2 separate regions of the Homo sapiens genome follow, and region 1 is linked to region 2. The links are chromatin loops, found by intact Hi-C in ENCODE. Cell type or tissue: Caco-2. All regions are shown on one strand. Links, peaks and the distances in the headings refer to the core of each region. The heading gives the core; the rest is flanking DNA.

Evidence for each region. Peaks named below come from ENCODE experiments on the same cell type or tissue, not always from the same donor. Only the 100,000 strongest peaks of a DNase experiment are listed, where the experiment ranks them.
Region 1: a loop joins it to region 2, with 7 times the contacts of the local background. A loop is called at or near these places in 3 of 110 quality-filtered maps.

The regions. Positions count from the first base shown.
Region 1 is chr7:15,848,784-15,859,927 of GRCh38, forward strand. No RefSeq gene overlaps it. Among named protein-coding and RNA genes, the nearest start is that of LINC02587, 170 kb to the left of the region's middle. In Caco-2, for the core only: no CTCF peak of the experiment used is centred there; a DNase peak (open chromatin) is centred at 7,108.
Region 2 is chr7:15,758,503-15,769,646 of GRCh38, forward strand. All of the region lies in intron 2 of LOC105375167 (a long non-coding RNA gene), which reads right to left. Among named protein-coding and RNA genes, the nearest start is that of LINC02587, 76 kb to the left of the region's middle. In Caco-2, for the core only: no CTCF peak of the experiment used is centred there; DNase peaks (open chromatin) are centred at 6,579 and 6,819.

The DNA.
Region 1 (11,144 bases), core at 2,191-10,190, 91 kb after region 2:
TCCTTTCCTTTTTTCAATGCCAGTCCCCCACCCCGCTTAGAAATCAATGGAATTTGCCTTGGTTTAGGAAAGTTCCAAAATACTTCCTAGGCAGAATCATGGAAATTAAAGATGTGGAAGACCTCACTGGATCATCTAGTTCATCTATTTCCTATTAAAGAGTTTTCCAGATGGAAGATTTTTGTATGTTGGATGCCTCCTCTCATTTCTGCAGGGCCTGAAGTCAGATTTTGAGCATCCAAGTCTAATGTAGAGAGGTGAATAAGGCCTGCATTCAATAATTTCATAGACAGAAAAGTGCCTTATCCCAAAGGTGTTATCATATTACAACAGCTTTTGGATGGAAATAGGCGACACCTCATCAGAACAGTTATGTGAGAGTGCTGGATGGTTCTCCAAGCACCATGGGCTTGACATTTCTTTTGCAGAGAGCAGTGTTTTGTTGCTGTGTCCTGAGCACAATGGAGCCCATTGGGAGCTCAGCTTTTTCTTTCCTTTTTTTTTTCTTTTTAAAAAAATTGCTCTAGGTTTCTACATATAGGAACTGCTGTTTTGGTGACTTTTCCAGAAGGCTTTTGGAAGAGGGAGTGTTGTCCAACGGTACATAGATAGAATTGCAGAAGGCCATAGGCCAGTAACAGACACTTGTTTTACTAGCAATTTATTTATGAATCTCCCCATTCATATATTTTCATCAGCATCACGCAATGCTTCCAAAAAATGATACGAGTTTCTTCCTTAGTGTTATATTCAAGAGCCATCTTAAGTGAGTGCCATTGTGTTTACCTGGTTATGGTCACACTGGGGTCAAGAACAACCTTCAGTTTTATCGCAATATAGAAACATACTTTAAAATCAGGTGAGGTGGAATCCTGGCTGGCTTGTTGTATTAACTCTATAAATTTGTATAGATTATTTACCCTGAGTCTCAATGTACTCACTGAGGCAAAATGAATGTTAAAATATCTAGCCCATGCTCAATGCAAAATGAATAATAGTTTCTTTTCTTCCCCTTTAAAATATGACAATTAATTTGAGAGCCTTAGAAGAATCCCGAGCATGGGAAATAAATATTATATTTTCCCCTGTGTCACTTTACAAAAAAGACCAAATTAATTCTACATTTTTCTGGCAATAATGGTTTGCTTTTGAATGCATAGCTCCTTGATATTTCTTTTTAAAAAAAGAGAGAGGAGATGAAAAGAAAACCTTACATCTAGTATACAGTTGATAAGAGCAATTGAAAGAATTTTAGATACTGAGCTTACTAGATCCTTCAGTACTCCATTTGCCCTTCCACTAATAAATTAAAATTATGTCCTTTAAAAAATTATCTAATGCATAGGAATCATCAGACGGTTCACACTCGGGGGGTCAAAATTATTAAGTTTCTTATTTACCAGTAGCAGGAAACAACTTGAACTAACAAGCACAAAGGGCAACATATAGGAATGATTTTGAGAGTCTTTACTTAGAATCCTCTTCCCTCAGATACGTCTCAGTTTTTCTTGTTTTTCCTTAAAATTGTTATTCAAATGTAACTTTCTTAGTGAGTTCTTACATGACCTCTTTTAATAAAATTATAATCCCCTATAGATTCTCAACTCCTTTTACTTAACATATTGCATATTGACTTATTTATATTGTTTATTTTCCGTCTACTCTCACTAAATATAAGATCCATGAGGGCAGAGATTTTATACAATTTTAAGATTTATATATAGACCAATTGCTTTGGCCTCAGCAACTAAAACGAATGACTGGCACACAATGAGCATTCAAATATTTGTTGAATAAATGATTGAAATTGAATTTTATAAAATCTGAGAAAAAATAAATTTTGACTTCAGAAAGAACCAGGGCCATGTCCTTTCAAAACAATACTCTTTAGATTTTTTCCCCTGGAGACCTACCATTAACATGGAAGCCCATTTTTATGGATAGAATGTGTCTAAAGTCCCGTTCGATGTTCATTCTCTGTTAGCATACCCAAACAGTTAGTTTGGAGGAAGATACAACTAACTTGCCTATCATCATCATTAAATAGCACCTCAAACATTTCTGTGCTTAGATTCTGGAGCAGTGACCAACACTGAAATGCCTACTTACCATGTTCATATAAAGACATGAGGCGGTCTAGGTGTAATTCAGTGGGAGAAGTGTACCCTGTGTAGTGTACCCTGGTGACAATGTGCTGAAGTAGAAAAAAAAAATTCCTCTTTGAAAGAGTGAAGCTCCTATTCAATTTTGGCTGAGTGTTCTATTGGGTCAAAGCACATGTTGTTCAGAGCTTCTGATTTTAAAAAGAAGCTGCATATATGGATCTTTTTATAAAACCTCTCAATTTCAAAATTATATCAGCCACTTAAAATATTGTGTTAAAATATACTGCAAAGGTCATGCAAAGTATATCTAAAAGACTGGTGTGACTGACAGACCATATATTTATAATTTCTGGTCTAGCTTCCAATTCTAATTATCTGAGTAAATACGTGAGCCTCCTGTCCGCTCAGTGGCGGCATTAGATTCTCATAGGAGCACAAGCAATTGTGAACTGCACATGTGAGGGATCTAGGTTGCGTGCTCCTTAAGAGAATCTGACTAATGCCTGATGATCTGAGTCTGAGGTGGAACTGTTTCATGCTGAAAACATTGATCCCCGTCACCATCTGTGAACAAAATGTCTTCCTCGAAATTAGTCCTTGGTGCCAAAAAGGCTGGGGACTGCTGTTCTAAGCCATCTTAACTTTATTTGTGACATTTATACAATTATTAACAAAATCAACTGCTTTTCAAACTAGATTTCTAATACATATATATTTTTTTAAGTTTTTCTTTCTATAGAATCCCCTTTGCTCTCTTGATTATTTTAGCATGCTCTTTAGGATTTTTCTAGTTCTTTATATCCGTGTCTTCCTTGAGTGCTAAGTAGCATAGATTAAAAAACACTGAATTTGCCTACAGAAAACCTAGATTCTATCCCTGGATTGATCTATCTCTTACTAGCTATGCAAGTTTGAAATAAGCTATTTAAACCACTTAGATCTATGCAATTCTACTTTTAAAATGAATATAACAGCCCTGTTCTTTTTTACCTGATGTGAAGTCACCTACATGAAAGAATTTGCAAACAATAAAAAGCTTTAAATGTTAAGTCTTATTCAAGTGGAGGAGCACTGTGGCTTTACACAACAGCTGGGTCTCTCTGAATGCTTTATTTCTAATAAAATGCTTTATTGCCAATAACACTCTTTATTTTCAATAACATTTAGAATGCAAAATTGCATAGTTTTGTTGTTGCTGCCGTTACCATTGCAACAATATTCTAAGGTGTCTTCTAGACTCCGTGATTTTTTTCCTAGGTCATGATTTATAATTAAGAGTGTAGTAACTTATATATTTATTTGCCCCATCCTAACTTATCCTTTTTTCTCCCTTCACATCAACTTTCTATCTTATTTTTTTGTTGTTAACGATCTCCTTTCAGTCACACTGAATTTTACTTAGGAAATCATATTCAATCTTTTCTTATTATTTATTTTTATTTTAAGTCACTTCCTCTACTTTTACCTTCAAAAATCATATTCACACATCAATAGCTGCTCAAATAACATGGTTTTTATGAAGCTCCGATTCTTCCACTAAAATTTTTCTCAATATTTTGAAACATCTATATAACTTTATAACTTTGAGGCTTAATGCATTTTGGGTAAAATTTGCATTCATGTTTCAAGATACAATGGCTCAGACTTGTTCACTTGTGTAACCCTGCAGCTATTAAAATAGGACTCTGTATTATGTATAATAAGTACTCAAAATGAGTTGAATTAATGGGTCTTCTTTAACTCTGTTACCTTTATTTTCCTACATCAAAGTCAAATGTCATTATTCTTTATTTTCATTGCTTTCATTGGATTCTTGCCTGCTATGTCTACCAACTCGGTATTTCACTACACAGAAGACCTTATAATAAGAGAGAAAAAACTTAAAATTTTTTTTTGTCTTTATTCTAAGCAATATATTTAACATATTGGTTGAGACTGTGTTCCAGCCTCAGTCCCTAGGGAACCTTGACACTAACACTTCTCTAAGTAGAGAAATGATCATTTATTCCTACACATTGCTTCCTGTCATTAAGCCATTTCCGCACTTAAAGACAAAACACTTTCCATAATAACAAGGAAATTGGTTTTTTAAAATTGTTGTTTGACCACCTATAGGATACACACTTTCAATCTCTTTGAAAGTGGAAATAAAATTACCTTCTTTTTTGTCCATATCACCTCTGAGAAATCTAGACTCGTTTATTCAATAAATCTGTACTGAGAACCTTCTATGTGCCAGGTACTGTAAGGGACTCTAAAGATACATATAAGAAAAGCCCATTTTGCTTTCAAAAAGCTTTGCTGTCTGCAGTCTGCTAAGAGCTGTAATGAGGGTAGAGAGGCAAACCTCTAACTCTACCTTCATGGAGGTCTACGGAGATTTAACTGAGGTGAACATTTAAGTCGAGTCTTCAAAGACAACTCACTTGGTGCCCGAGGGACAGGAGGTGCATTCTGAGAAAAAGGAAGAGCATATACTGAGGTATGAAGGCAGGCACCAGCATCATGATGTGGTGGAGGGCATGCAGGCTAGCAGGTGTTTCAGGAGAGGAGCTATGGAGGAAGATGAGATGGGAAGAGGCCCTACTGCAGAAGGCCTTCTGAGCTATGGTGGAGAGTTCCTACAGTCTGGCCAATTAAATATTTGCAGGCAGGGGTGGGTACAAATAAGAGATGTGCTAGAGAGTTTACTCTGATGGTGGAATAAAGAATATACTATGGAAGGCAAGGCTGGAGGCAGGCAGGAATGTTTGTAAGTTATCTGAAAAATCTAGTCCAATGCTCTGCACCATTAAAGAGCAGCAGCAGTAAGGAAAGGAAGGGACAAGATGTATTTTTAGAAGATTTAATAGGGATTTCCAATTGTGATTGAGTTAATTAATGAGACATTATTTTCCCCTTATAGAAGCTATGTTACATATCTCCCCAGAAGTTATACTGTTCTAGGAATTCATGATGCCATCATTCTTTCCAGCTGCTGCCCTCCTGACAAGTATGGGGATACGAATCACCACTCTGAAGTTCCCAGGTTTGCTTCCAGTTTCCTCCCAATGGACACTGTGCACTGAAAACCATTAGTCTTTGCTACCACAAGTCAGCTTAGCATGACAGCTTGCACATTCTAGCCAAAAGTTTCACCAGAATCCCTGATGACTTATTTATACTAGTCTGTCAATTAAATATAGAGCATAACTCTTTATTTACCCAGTACAACTTTGTTTTACTGTTTTAACCTGCCATAGTTTGTGCATCTCTTGATTTCCTTTAAAGATGATCTTATCCCTTCTCTCAACCATCTCTGATCATTCCTCATTTCCCATTTTAGCTTGCCAACGTGAGCTACAGTCAAGTTATTTTTTATATGTGACACATATTTTTCCTTGGGTTTCTGATAAGGTCATTGTAGGAGACTCCAGGCTTCCTGTGCTCTAATTCCTCTCTAAATGATTCCTGTTTCCTTTTACCAGTTTATGTCAATAAGTGAAGATAAAGAATTATGGGCAAAATGGAATTCTGATACATTATAGTTTATATACTATAAAATTAAAACTGTTGAGTCTACCCTTAATTTTGCAATGTTGTTATTTATTAAGAACCAGAAATATAATTAAAGTACATTGCACTTGTTCCAGTAATTCCATATATTAATTCTAGCATTGTTTTTAAGCACAGAAAATATTTAAAAATAACCTAAATGCTCTAAGATGGTATATTTAGTGACAGTCACAGTGTACACAGATAATATGCTAAGCAGCTATTAAAAATTACTTTAGTATTTTGAAATGAAAAGCTATTCGTTATATGTAATAAAAGAAAAGCATGTACATAATTAGATATAAAGTATGAACTTATATTGTGATAGTTTTTTTTTCCATAATTCTATTTGAATAATAGAATTTCAGATGACTTTGATTTTTACAATTTTTTACCTTCTGGCAAAGAAAGCTGCTCATTGAAAATCCAGAATCCTTGCTCTGTTTATTTGGGAATACTTATCCTGGGTTTGAGCTCTGCCAACATTTTCAACAAGATATTAGTAATGCAAATGACCAACGTTCCATTGTAAGAATGTTTTCAAGAGATATTGCAAAACAAAACAAAAGTAAACCAAAAGCCTTCCATCATTTCCTCATAGTTTGGAGCCCTTGTCGGACCAAAGAGAGATACCAGGCCTCACCTGTGCCTGAGCCTAGTCAGGGTTTATTTCACAAACAGTAATGCCATGATGACTAAATCAAATTGGCAACTCCAGATTAAATGGAGATAACACATTGTGACCAGTTTAATCAATACAGTTTTCTTACTTTCTATTTTAAGGTTTATTTTGAAACTTTACGTATATTTTGTAAAATAGCAAACAGTGTTTCTTCCCTTTTTCTATACTCTTTCTTTTGAAAGAATCCGCACCCACACCACCCTTCAGTCCAGTGACCAACAGCAGCATTTCTCATTGTTATTCCTATACTAAGAAAAAGAAAGGACAGCTCCTGGGCCAGCTGACATTCTAATCTATGATCTCTATTTTCTTGGTGACTCACATTCTGCCATTTCACACTTGATAACTAGCATGGGTATATTGCATGCATTTTTCTTACTTTGTTCCCCTTTACTTTGGCAAGTCTCATGGAAAGGGGAGGTGACTCCTTCCAATATCTAGTGGTCTTTTTTCCCTCACAATCTTGGAAATTACATTCTAAAATGTGAAACTCAATACCATGCCACCAACGCATTTTGTATGTTAATTCGCCAAGAAGATAAATCGCATTTTCTCATGTTTCCAGAATCTCTAGGATTTTACGGCATCCCACACTTGCTCCCAGGATGCTCTACCCTGGAGCCCCATCTGGTTTTCTTTTCTAACCATGTTCCCCTGAGATCTTCTTTAATTTGAATTGTATTAAATTCATCAAACTCTTTAATGAGCCTTGGGCATTGTTCGACTTGTGTGGTGGCCTCTCCTGGATAGTAGCAGAGGGGAATCTTAACTGCCTTCAGTGTATATACTTCTGGGCGTTCCCATCAGGTCTAAGCACTGTTTCACATTATGTGAATGTCATAAATAACTTGGTTGAAAGGGTCAATGTTTTCTTATCTTGAAGAGAGTCAAAGGGCAGTTTGCATTTATCTAGGAAATGCACCTCACAGATGCTAGTCTTAAAAGCTCCTCAGGGGATGGGTGGGGAAGTACTATTATCCTTACATAATTCTAAAAATCTGGGGGGTAGTAAACCAACTGCATAAATCCTTCCCTTTCCTTTTAATCAAGGCTATAGCAAAAAAAAGAATAAGAAAAAAAATACTGCTCCTAATCACAAGTAATTTTATTTTTCTTACAATATACTGTTTTTCTCAGTAGTATATGCTTTCTTTGTCCCCTCTTGGCTTGTTTTTTAGGATCTCTTTTACTTGTATACAAAGTGGGTTGTAAGAGGCTTACTTCAATAGTATCCTTGAAACTGTCTTAAGTACACCTCCCCATATTAAAAGAGAAGGAGCCAAAGAATTTTTGTTTGCTTTGTTTTTGCTGTGATGAACTGGGATCTGATTTAAGAATTTAACACAAACCAAGTTAAAATAAAATAGAGTTTTGCAACTGTATTTTAAAGGCCCCCTACACAGTCTACAGCTGTCTGGATCTGTTCCTGGATGGAAATCATAGATGAAGTCTGTGATATCTCCCTATTGAATTCTTAGTCCACCACCCATTTTCAGTTCATGCAGTCTGCCCCTTGCCAAATTCCACTTCCTTTAGGCTGAATCTATGTCCATTCATTTATGTTTAATGTCTGGGAAAATCAGCTTCTAAATTCCACATAAGTGGAATTTTACCAGTCACTTTAAAGAATTGATAACACATTCCTGGAAAATTCTTTTTTAAAAGAAATATTGTAAAATCAATTCTACTTTATTGTTGAGTTCTACAATTGAACTAGTGAATCTTTTTTTGTTGTTTAACGAACTTTGTTGAGGTGTATTACAATGTACGTCAACAATACAATATATAATAAAATGGACTTAAGTATACAGTTTGATGAATTTTCACAAACACATTTATATCTATCTGTGTAACAACCAATTCAGTCAAGATACAGAATATTTTCATTCCCCTAAAAAATTCCCTTTTGCCTCTTCCAGAGAGCACAACCAGTGCAAAATTTCTAAGGTGGGACTGAGTGTGGCAGGTTAAGGAAACTGACAGAAAGCTAGCGTCGCTGTGGCATAGTGAAGAGGCAGGGAAGAATGACATGAAAAGAGGTCAGAGAGGCAGGTGGGGCCTGATCTTGCATAACCTTTTATTTTGTGGAGAGAAGTTTGGCTTCCACTCCGAATTCAATATAAAAAAAACCACTGGCTCTTGATTGGGACCTTGTACATAGAAGAACATTATGGTGTGATTTTTCTTCCATCTCCAGCTGTTTAGCCCTGCATTTTCCTCCTGGCATAGGTCCTCTGCTTCATGCTTCCCTGTCACATCCACAGCTGCATCAAACAGTTTCCCCTGAACTCTCTTTTTATTTTTGAGACAGTCTTGCTCTATTGCCCAGGATGGAGTTCAGTGGCACAATCTGGGCTCACTACAATCTCTGCCTCCCAAGTTCAAGTGATTCTAGTGCCTTAGCCTCCCGAGTAGCTGGGATTACAGGCACGCACCACCATGCAGAACTAATTCCTTCCCCTGAACTTTCATACTACATTGTGCCTTCCGTTACTTACATTGTTGATTCCCTTCCATCTTTGAGCATTTAAAAGGAATGGAAGGAATAAAAGAGAAAGAAGGAAAAGGAGGAAAGAAGCAAGGAAGGGCTGGGAGCTCTTTCTTGGCAAATGCCTTGCACATAAATGTTCATCTCAGGATCTGCTTGTGAGGAACCATACTTAAGGCAGCTTTCCTTGGACGTCAATGGCAGTCATAAATGTAATAAAGAAACTAAAGAGCTCTGCAGAATGGAAACCCACTTCAAGTTGTTTAACCAGCATGTCCCTAATTTATGGAACCATGCTTAACGTTGAGTAGACAATGAAAGTAGTTAAGAAAAACCATTTTTAACCTTTGATAGAGTACTCAAACTCTTAAAAAGCCTACTCTAAGTTTAAAAACTATTTTATATTATAATTATGTCCTAAGGGGATTATAAGCACATAATTAGTCATTATTTTTATTCTGATGTTTTTACCCCCAGACTCTCCTAAATTGCACTGCCAACCCCTCACTTCATGTGGATATAGTTAAGATGACCGTTCATGCCCACATTCATTTGCAAAAGTGTTAAAATTTGGGTGATCAATTATATAAATCCCTAGTTATAGTGAAATCATAATTTTAAAACATTGTCACACTGGCTATGACACTAAATTATATATTTGTTCAGTAATATAGCATTTCCCTAATTGGGAATTTACTGCTTGCTATGGTTTGGCTCTGTGTCCCCACCCAAATCTCACCTTGAATTGTACTCCCATAATTCCCTCATGCTGTGGGAGGGACCCAGTGGGAGATAATTTGAATCATGGGGGCAGTTTTCCCCATACTGTTCTCATGGTAGTGAATAAGTCTCATAAGATCTGATGGTTTTATCAGGGGTTTCCACTTTTGAATCTTCCTCATTTTTTCTCTTGCCGCTGCCATGTAAGAAGTGCCTTTCACCTCCCGCCATGATTCTGAGGCCACCCCAGCGATGTGGAACTGTAAGTCCAATTAAACCTCTTTTTCTTCCCAGTCTCAGGTATGTCTTTATCAGAAGCATGAAAACGGACTAAGACACTGCCATATAAGTGGTTATATGAAAAGTGAGACAAAGTAAACAATCTCAAGGAAAACTTATATTTTATATTTCATGGAAAATGAGTCTCAAAGAAGTTAAGAAGCTTACTCAAACTTGCACAGCTCACTGGGGCAGAGCTGGTACTTGATTCAGCTGTGACCGGTTCTGATACCTATGTTCTTTGCACCTAATATTAGAAAGTACGGCTATAAAGAAGAGTCAACATGTATCTCTTCGGCTGTAGCTGACACAGTTGTCTTCTTTGATTACAACAGATAAATACATAAATAAGAGTTGGACATGAAACATTTAACATGAGATTACATTAGTCTATATTTAAATTTTTAACTACTTTCAACTATTATTATTTAGTTGGGTTCTTTAAAAGCATATATACAAAGGACTCATGAAGTAATGGTTTGACTCAGGCCAAGGACACATTATGGCTTTGATGTTCTATGTTTGTAAGAAAGCATCCCTTAACATCTCCAATCCTAATGCATTCTTCTGTACCTGGTAGGATATTTGGTGGATTGGTGTAACCTTCAGATGAATCTGATATTACAAATATTGATAGACAGCCAGGGATTCCATGAGAGATTCTCTCTAATCTTTCCCTGTGTTCTAGGCAGCATTTCCAAAGGATTGTGAATAGAAGTGATGTACAAAAGCTGTTCTGTCTTCTCTTAAGACACAAAGTCAAGAGACTGCTGCCTACCCTCCAAGTTTTTCTCTCCCCAACCCCCAAACCACTAGAAAAGATATTTAGAAAATTCCAGTGTATCTTACGGACAACAGATTCTGATGAGTTTCTGACTTTTTCTAGGGTCTTTTAAACAAATCACCTTTTAATAGATCCCAAAAGAAAGAAATATCTAGGGCATATGATTTGGAGTTTATTATTCACACCAGTTTTGAAACGTGGATGTCTTAATTACAAGTGTATGTTAATTGCAGCACTATTCACAATAGCAAAGACATGGAATCAACCGAAATGCCCATTAATGATAGACTGGATAAATAAAATGTGGTACATATATGGTACATAGAATACTATGCAGCCATAAAAAAGAACAAGATTATGTCCTTCACAGGGACATGGATGGAGCTGAAGGCCATTATCCTTAGCAAACTAATGCATTATCCTCAGAAAACCAAATGCCACCTATTCTCACTTATAAGTAGGAGCAAAATAATGACAACACATGGACACAAAGAGGGGGACAACACACACTAGGCCTATCAGAGGGAGAGGATCAGGAAAAATAACTAATGG
Region 2 (11,144 bases), core at 1,894-9,893:
AAAACTACATAAGACATACAGAAAACAAATAACAAAATGATAGATTTAAATTTAATTCATCACTGATTATATTAAATATAGACTAAGCTCTCCAACAGAAAAATAGAAATTTATAGAATGGATTTTTAAAAAATATTTTCTACAAAAGACACATCGTATATTCAAAGATCAAAAATAGGTTGAAAGTAAAGTGATCAAAAAAATACCACATAAACAGTTAACACAAAAGAGCTCAAAGAATTATTTTAAAATCAGACAAAATATTATTTAAGAAAAAAAGTTACTAAAGACATACCAAAGTACTGTATACCGATGAAAGAGTCAATTCATCAGGATAAAACAATTACAAACATATTTCCATTTAAGAAAAAGATCCCAAGTATATGAAACAAAAACTCACAAAATGAAAGGAAAACAATTTGACAATAATACATAGATACTGCGATACCACTTTTAAAAAGGGATAGATTAGTAGGCAGAGCACCCAAAAATAAAAAAAAAGACTTGAACAAGACTATAAACCAACCAGACATAACAGACATCTATTAAATATTCAGATCAGTAACGTCAGAATACACATTTTCTCTATTGCACATGCAGAATGGACAATATGTTAGGTCCTTAAAAAGTCTTCATAAACTTAATGATTGAAACTAGACAAATGAACAAAATTATGTATGAATAACTTAAAGAGTTTTTGAAAATGTACGAAGTTGGGAAAATTATACAACATACTCCTAAATAACCCAAGAATCATAGAAGTCAGAAGCAAAAATAGAAAATACTTCGAGATTAATGAAAAGGAAAACACAATACACCAAAACTTATAAGATGTATGTAAAACAGTTTATATAGGTAAATTTATACCAGTAAAAGTCTATACCAAAAAGAAAAAAATTCTAAAATCAAGAACCTAAACTTCCAGCTAAAGGAAATAGAAGAAGGAATCAAACTAAATTTAATGCCCATAGAAAGAAGAAAATAATATAGATTAGAGCAGAAATAAATGATATTGGTAAAAGAAAAAAGTAGAGAAAATCAACAAAGCCAAAAATTGATTCTTTGAAAAAATAAAAGTATTGACAACCTAGATGGATGAAGAAAAAAAAAAAGATGAGTCAAATTGTTAAAATCAGGAATAAAAGTCCACATCACTAGTGACCTCACAAACCAAAAGAAGACTAAATAAGGAAGACAAAATGACAAGGCAAAGGTATAATAAGGAAAGAAAACTAGATACTACCATCTCTTATGAATGAAGATGTAAAAATCCTAAATACAAATCCATCAACAATAAAAATGAGTATACACCATGACCAAGTGCGATTTATCCCAAAATGGAAGGTTGACTTAACACATGAAAATAATTCAGTTTAATATATCATATTAAAAGGACAAAGAATAAAAACTACATGGTCATCTCAATAGACACAGAGCAGAAAAGGCATTTCACAAAATCTAAAACTCTTTCATGATGAAAAAAAATTACAAAACACAGGGAATAGAAGAGACCTACTACAATGTGGTAAAAAGTATCTATTACAAATGCATTTATTCTTGCCACTTCTATTCAACATTTTACTGAAGGTTCTACACAGGGAAATTAGGCAGGAAAAAAAATAAAATTGGCTGGGCGCAATGGCTCACACCTATAATCCAAGCACTTTGAGAGGCCGAGGCGGGCGAATCACTTGTGGTCAAGAGTTTGAGACCAGCCTGACCAACACAGTAAAAACCCGTCTCAACTAAAAATATCAGAATTAGCTGGGCTGGGCGTGATGGTGGATGCCTGTAACCCCAGCTACGTGGGAGGCTGACGCAGGAGAATTGCTTGAACCTGGGAGGCAGAGGTTGCAGTAAGCCGAGATCATGCCACTGCATTTTAGTCTGGGTGACAGAGTGAGACTCTGTCTCAAAAAGATATATACATACATACATAAAATAGAATAATAAAATAAAATTCATCTTGATTGGAAGGGAAGAACTAAACTACCTCTATTTGGAGATCTCATGATCTTGAATGTTAAAACTCATAAGCAATTTCCTGTCTCTCCCTAAAAAAACTTTTGGAACTAATGAACAAGTTCAACAAGATTGCAGGATATAAGAACAATATAGAAAGAATCAATTGTTTTCCTATATACTGCCAAAGGACACCCAAAAATGAAATTAATAAAACAATTTTATTTACATTTAGTATCAAAATAATAATACTTGGCAATTGTCTGAATCAGTTTGGTGTTACTATAACAGAAAAATGAGGCCCCGCATACTTTATTAAAGAGTTTTGCCGGGCGCGGTGGTTCACGCCTGTAAACCCAGCACTTTGGAAGGCTGAGGTGAGTGGATCACGAGGTCAGGAATTCAAGACCAGCCTGGCCAACACGGTGAAACCCCGTCTCTACTAAAAATACAAAAATTAGCTGGGCATGGTGGTGCGTGCCTGTAATCCCAGCTACTTGGAAGGCTGAGGCAGGATAATTGCTTGAACCAGGACCCAGGAGGCGAAGGTAGCAGTGAGCAGAGATTGCACCACTGCACTCCAGCCTGGGCTACAGAGCAAGACTCTGTCCCACCTCACAAAAAAAAAAAAAAAAAAAAAAAAAAAAGTTTCATTTGGCTCATGATCCTAGTGGCTAGTGGCTGGAAGGTTCAAGATTGGGCTTCTATATCTGGTTAGTGACTCGGGCCGTTTCAACCCATACTGGAAAGTGGAAGGGACATTTGTAAAGAGAATGCCTTGTGAGAGAGGAAGCAAAAGAAAGAAACTGAGGAAGCCAGAGTGCTTTTGAAAACCTGCTCTCATACAAATTAACACATCCCTGAGAGTGAGAACACATTCTATGGGAGGGCATTAATCTATATATGAGGGATCTCCCCATAACCCAAACTCCTCCCACTAGACTTCACCTCTAAATCTGCCACATTCACATTTCAACATGAGTTTTGGTTGAGATAAACAATATCCAAATCATAGCAGTAATAAAATTTCACAAAAGAAGTTCAATTCTTGTACACTGAATACTGCAAAGCATTGCTGAAAGAAACCAAAGAATTCCTAAGTAAATAGAAATAAAAATTAATGCATTGGAAAAAATTAATATTGCCAAAATGACAGTGTTTCTCAAATTAATCTACAAATTCAACATAATCCCCATACAAATTCCAGTTGCTTTTTTTTAAATAAATTGACAAACTGATCCCAAAATGTCTATGAAAAGGCATGGACCCAGTGAACTAAAACAATCTTGAAATTCAAAAACAAAGTTGCAGGACTCATACTTCCTGATTGCAAAACTTAACATCTGTAAGATTTAAGACTATGTGGTACTAACATAAGTCTAGACATGTAGATAAATGGAATATAATTAAAAGTCCAGAAATAAGCCCTTACACTTATTGTCAGTTTATTTTAGACAAAGGTGCCAATATGGAGGGAAAACAGCCTTTTTAAATTTTCCATCATTTTTTGCAAGTGCATAGATTTTTGCAAAAGAGTAAATTTAGACTCCTTCCTCACATCATATGCAAAACTTAACTCGAAATGGACAATAGACCTAAATGTAAAGGCTAAAACAACAAAACATTTAGAAGATAACACAGGACTCAATTTTTGTCACCTTGAATTAAACAGTAGTTTCTTAAATATAACAATAGGCTGGGCATGGTGGCTCATGCCTGTAACCCCAGCACTTCGGAAGGCCAAGATGGGCAGATTCTTTTGAGCTCAGGAGCTTGAGACCAGCCTGAGCAACATGGTGAAACCCTGTCTCTACAAAAAATACAAAAATCAGCTGGGCGTGGTGGCTCACTCCTGTAATCCCAACACTGTGGGAGGCTGAGGCAGGCAGATCACCTGTCAGGAGCTCAAGACCAGCCTGGACAAATGGTGAAACCCACTCTCTACTAAAAATACAAAAAATTAGCTGGGCATGGTGGTGTGCACCTGTAGTCCCAGCTACTCAGGAGACTGAGGCAGGAGAATTGCTTGAACCAGGGGGCAAGAGGTTGCAGTCAACCGAGATCGCACCACTGCACTCCAGCCTGAGCAACAGAGCAAGACCCGGTCTCAAACAAACAAACAAACAAACAAAAACTATGATGAAGGTAAGTGTGCTCTGGAGTTACTTTAAAATGTCAAGCCTCAGAAATACCAAGCACAACATTGCTGAAGATGTGGAGAAATTGGAACCCTCATTTATTGTTGGGAATATAAAATAGCTCAGATATTTTGGAAAAACAATGGCAGTTCCTAAAAAGGTTAAGCAAACTTACCACATGACCCAGCAATTCCAATCCTAGATGTGTGCCTGTTACGGAGTGAGTTGTAAATAATTCACTGCCACCAGAAGCCCAGAGTGCACAAACCTGAGGAGCAAAGCAATCTCTTCCTTGGCTCCACAGGTTGCAACACCTCTTTGGTTCTGCAGGCAAGGCTGCCTAGCACAGGACTTCAGGGGACAATCTGCAGGTTATGGAAGGTGAGATTACCACCTAGAGTTGAGGGTATGGGACTGTCACCCCTTTGGGCCCTGAAGGTGGGGTTGCCATTCCAGTGGGCCTGCAAATTTGGCCCAGATGGCACAGCATTTAGACAAAGAGAATTATTCTCCAGCCTTAAGATCTAATGGAATTTGTTTAGCTAAATTTTGGATTTGCTTGGGATTCACTACCTCTTTCATCTTTACAATGTCTTCCTTTTGGAATGGTTTTTCTATTCTTTTTCACCAAGCATTTTGGCCGCACATAACTCTTCTGGATTTGCAGATTCAGAACTGGAGAAAAAATTCATCTCAGGAAGAATCTGTCTTGAGTCTCACTCATACCTGATTTAGACAATGTTTAAATGAGACTTTGGACTTGGAGTTGATGCTGAAATAAGGTAGGACTTTGGGGGCTGTTGGGCTGGGATGAATATAACTTTACATGTGAGAAGGAAATAAATGTGGGGGGCAAAGGGCAGAATGTATGGACTGAATTGTATCTCCTTTCAAATCCTCTATGGATTTGCCTGTTCTAGACATTTCATGTAAATGACATCATATAATACATGATGTTTTCTGATTGACATCATTTAGAACAATGTGTTCAAGATTCATCCATATTGAAACATGTATCAGTACTTTATGCATTTTTGCTGAGATATTCCATTGAGTAAATATATCACTTTTGTCCATTCATCAGTTAATGAACAATTGGGTTGTTTCTACTTTTTTGGCTATTTTGAATAATGCTGTTATAAACATTAGTGTACAAGTTATTATCAGACATATATTTTTATTTTTAGGGGAAATATAATTAGGAGTGGAATTTTTGGTCATACAGTAACTCCAGATTTAGATTTTTGAGAAACCACAAAACTATTTTCTAAAGTGTATCTACAGCTTTTCATCATCCCATGAGAAATGTATGAGCTGCAATTTGTTATTGTCCATCCTCTTTATTTAGCCATGATAGTAGTATTAAGTGGTATCTCCTTATGCTTTTGATTTGCATTTTCCTAAAACTAATAATGTTGAGTGTCTTTTCATGTAGAGACAGGGTTTCACCATATTGGCCAGGCTGGTCTTGAACTCCTGACCTCATGATCTTCCCTCCTCGGCCTCCCAAGTGCTGGGATTACAGGCTTGAGCCACCACGCCCAGCCCTCATCATAGTTTTAATCACAACTTCTTTCATTCTTTCTTCTGACCCGTGATGATTCCTTTGCTTTTCTCTATCATTCCATCTTATCAAACTCCTGCCAGCACATTCCCAGAAGGCAACACACAAAAAGGAACTTGTGAGGCTTTTTAGGATTTTTTTTTAATACTTTGTTTTAGTACTATGACATTTGCCATCACTTAGTCAATTTGGTTTTGCAAGGCAAGCTCTCTGAAGCTGGTTAATTTTGCTTAGATACCCTTTCTACAGTTTTCTTCCAGGCAGTTTCTGGGTGCCTGGAGTTCAGCTGGAGTGAGTCTCAGGCAAGGACTGTCTAGTGGCAGAACATTTACACATGAGGATAAAACTAAATTAAAAAAAAACAATATAACTAATTAATGTAACAGCATAAATTATATATGCTCTTGGTAATTAGTTATGTTTACATAGCAAATTAACTCATGATCTTAAAACAAATTTGTGCCCTTCCAATAACCTCTCCAATGTGGGAGAAGTCTAAATACTGATGGAAAAATAAATGAGGTAAAATAAATATTTTTTATTCAGTTAACTGTGAATTTTCTTAATAGCCCAAGTAAAACTAGTGCTTCTGGTTTCCAGCTGTGTAGTTCCTGTCTGCAATTTTTTTTTAAATGACCTTTTTCGTTCACAGTGGTCACATAAACCTGGGATATCCTCTTTAACTTTAAATTACAGATTATCAGTATCAGGCTGGAATTAAGTCATAAAAGATTATTGACTGATTCATTAGGGCTGATGCTGTAATGTTTCTTCAACTCATAAAATGCATTTACTATGAAGCCAGAGATTCAGAGATTTTTTTGATACACAGATTTTTCCATGGTAACAGAGATGATCTTGTCATTTTGTAATTTACTAGACTGAAGTAAGGCCCAGGCCAAGCACGTGTTCAAAAAAATTGGCGGATGCTCACAGCTTGCAGAACAAATTCCAGCCCAAAAGTAAAGGCATTACAAATGCCTAAAATTACAATCTTTATCTCTAAGGCAGGTGTTTCAAAACTGGAGTCGTCCCAATTTTTTTTTTCCTTCTTGGTTATTGTTTTACTACAAGAATTTGAAAAGGATATTGAAGATAAAGCAGGTGTTAGATAAGATTCCTCACCAGGAATGACTCATCAAGAGCCAATCAGGGGTTTTCTATCTGTGAACATGACCAGGGTGGTGGCTTGGGTATGGCTATAAAAATTCCCTTCACAAAAGAAACAAATATTTTTAAACAAAAATTTGAAATAATCCCCACTTTAAGGAAAAAAAGAATCTCCATAGTCACTTGCACTAATTAGATTCCAATGAATCTGTTACCATGTGAACATAAAGTGAGCAGTTCTGACTTTGTCTATTACATTAAGGTGTATTAGATCCTTAAAATTTTAAATTTGATTAGATGATACACTAAATATCTTAGTACATTTAAATAAAACATATCAAAATGAATTGTTAAAACAAAATATATTAACCAAAAGAATGAATCAGTAGCAAAAGGGAACAAACATAGAGTTTAAGATGTTCAACACTGGAGTCTTCCAGAACTATGCTAAGTTATTTTTCCTTGGAATAAAACTGATTAATAGATAATATCAAGACAGAGGTTCATTGGCCCCTTTGTCATTCACCTCCGCTGGGAATTATGGCAAAGAACAGTTGCCCTTGTTAACCTGTGAACATTTTTCACTCTCTTAGGTCATTGACTCTAGCTCAGGGGTCCAATTTTCCTTTCATTCATTAAGCACATTAGGAAGCAGAGTTCCTAACCCTTTCCAGTCTAAATGTGGAACAATCACATCCCCTCACAATCCACTGCCAGCGTGCTGGGACCTTTACGTTTCACTGTGCTCTCGCAGTGACGCAAGTTTCTAACAATTGAAGGATATTAACTCAAAAACTTGTTTTCTAATTGGAGGAGCTCAAGGGATTTCAAATAAATGAACTTGTATAAACTGGAAGCTGATACATGTGCCTTTCCAATTATTTTTTTGTTCAAATTAGAGGAGAGGGCACTGCTAATCTCAGAAAGCAGATTTCAGAAATTATTTTAGCTATGAAGCCAACTCTGAATAACAAAACTGAGCAGTTATGAATTGTTTAGATAACTGAAAAGATATAATCATGTCTTTCATCTTAGTAAAGATACCATATATTCAGAACAATGTCATTTTATTACTTAAATATGTGCATGTTATTAATCCATTGGATTACTTTTATTTCACCAATAAGAAGCAAAGGAAATGTCCAATTGAATATTAGATGTTTGCTAGACCTTTCTACTTTCCTCTAATTTATATAAGCTAATTGTGAATTTTTTGAAACACAAAGTGTTTATTTGTAATTATGATCAAAATATTGTCTCTATTAGTAAACAATTTACTAATAAATCTATATTGTTAGCATCATCATGGAACAACTTCCCACACTATTTAAGTTAAGCACATCACCTTCAAGAGACTGAAATGAATGTGTCCAGCAGGCTTTCAAGGAACTTTCAAACTGTGCACTGCCATGTTGAGTTAAAAAAATTTGATTTAGAAGAACGATAGGGAAATCTTCAGTGTTCTTTTTCATTTTCTATATCTCACAGGAGGGATAGAGAGAGAATATGTATTTGAGAAAAAGAGAGAGAGAGAATAAGTATCTGAGATAGAGAGAGAGAGACAAAGAGAGAGAGAGAATATGTATCTGAGAGAGAGAGAGAGAAAGAGACAGAGACAAAGACAGAGAAGGTAGGGGCTCATATAATTAAATCTCTATTCAGATAATATTAGATACTTCTTATAAAGAATGAGATTTAGGCCTCTTCTTAAAATCTATAATTGATCTTCACAAGGGGAAATTTTCATTAAGAAAATATTTTATTTTATTTTTAATGTAAAATTATATGTTAATATATAAATCTATCAGAAAATTTGATATTAAAAAGCTGCCAGTTCTCACCAGCACACACACACACACACACACACACAAAATATCTCCAATGGCAAAATAATGTTTTATACTTAAAAATTTTTTTCACTCACCTCCTAAAATTAAGACACTCACTGGTCCAGTTGGTAAAGTGTGCATATTTGGGTATAAGATTGTAATCATTAGCTACTCATTTAAACATGTTGTTCAAGTTACAGAAGTGATTCATGAAGACACACGTGTTGTATAATATTTATACAATACATAACACAACGAGGCCACTAGTTCTGCAATATATATTACCAGTAGCAAAAATTTTTGAAAACAGTGACTCTATATTTTTTATTCTCTTATGTGTTCTACAAATATTTATTTTGTAGTGTATGACAAATGACCAATTTACAATTTCAATGAAACCATATGAGATCCCCATTTTCCAATAACTGTAATAAGATGCAATGTTATCCTTCAAATCAAATTTTTAAAATATTATGGATAACACATAATATTTTCTTGCTTTTTTATTTGCCTTTCTGTTGATATTAATTTGAGCATATTTCAATACATTTTCAAACTACTTATGTTACTACTACTTACATTATTTTAAACTACTTTTAAATGCCTCTGTATGTTTTACTTGTATATTTTAGGTTATTTTTATTTTTATATTTTGTTTTACCAGAACTTTTTATATAGTCTCTGCAGGGTAGTTACATTGAATGTTTTATTTGGTCAAGTTATATTTACTAAAGATGCTTCTTGTAACTAAAGCTAGTTATTATTTTTTGTCCTAGGAAAAGAATAATAAGACATCCCATTAAGGGGCAACAGAATTAGAATAAGTAAATGAATTAATATAGAAGACAATTTCTGTAAAAAACAGAGATTATAAACAAATTATAATAGGAAGTCTTAGTCATTACTAAGGGTCATACAAAATGGTACAGCCACTTTGGGAGATGGTTTGGTAATTTCATACAAAACTAAACATACTCTTACCATACAATCAAGCAATCGTCCTCCTTGTGATTTGTCCCCAGGCTCTGAGCTCACCCCTATGGCCCCAGGCTCCAGGACTGCCCAGCACACCCAGGTTCCAGACACACTGCAGCACCAGACCAGCCCTCATGGCTCCAGGCTCCAGGCCAATCTCAGCACCAGGCTGATGACGGCCCTAGACTAGCAAACCCATGATCCAGGCCTGTCTCCGTAAACTTTGGCACTTGCCAGCCACCATGGATCTAGGCTACACATCCTGCCCCTACAGTCTCAGATTCCAGGCCAGCCTTTATGGAAGCAAGACCCTGTAACCTTCCCCCATGGTCCAAGGCTATAAGCTCACCTAATAGGAACCCAGACTGGCCCCCCCATGGACACAGGATCAGGCTTGTTTCCATGGATCTGGTGCTAAGCTCACTCTGATTCCAGGCTGGTGATTGCAGACTCAAGCTCAAAGCTTATTCCATTGCCAGGTCTCCCACGATGGACCCAGGCTTCAGGCTAGCCATTCAGTAGTCAGACCCACTGTATTAGTCCATTTTTACACTGCTCTAAAGAACTGCCCAAAACTGGGTAATTTATAAAAGAAAGAGTTTTAATTGACTCACAATTCCGCATGGCTTAGGGAGGCTTTGGGATACTTAAAATCATGGCAGAAGGGGAAGCAGGAATGTCTTATATGGTGGCATGTGAGAGAGCATGTGAAGGACGAACTGTCAAATACTTATAAAACCTTCAGATTTCATAAGAACTCATTCACTATCATGAAAACAGCATGGGGGAAACTGGCCCCACGATCCATTTACTTCCCACCAGGTACCTCCCTTGACACATAGGGATTATGGGTATTACCATTCAAGATGAGATATGGATGGAGACACAGAGCCAAGCCATATCACCCACCATATGAAACCTAGTGAAAGGCCGTCCCCTGTAGACCCAGGATCTAGCCCAATACCCACAGATGTAGACACCAGGACCACCTACATTGACCCAAAATCCAGGCCCATGGAGTGGACCCAGGACCTGGCTCAACCCTGGAGACCCAAGCTCCAGAGAAACCTGCTCACTGACCCAAGCACCAGGCCAGTCTACCTGAAGACTTCAGCAGCAGTCTCTGGACAGGCTGCCTGATAAGGGCTTTTCCTGCTAAATCCAGTCTGTAAAGACTGGAAAATGTGCCTACTTCAAATGCACAGAACCAGTGCAAGAGCACAAGGATCACAAATAATCAGGAAAACATAACACCACCAAAGAAACAAAATAAAGCACCAATAACTGAACCTAAAAAATATCTGACAAAGGATTCAAAATAATCATTTTAAAACAGCTCAGTGAGCTACAAGAGAATACATATAGATATATAAACAAAAAAATTAGGAACACAAAACATGAACAAAATGAGAAGCTGAACAAAGAGAGAGAAACCATAAAAAAGAATGAAACAAATTCTGGAGCTGAAGCACACAATGATTAAAGTAAAAAATTCCATAGAGATTCACTCAAGTAGAAGAATCAGTGAGCTGCCAGACATGTTCTTTGCAACTACCCACATATAGA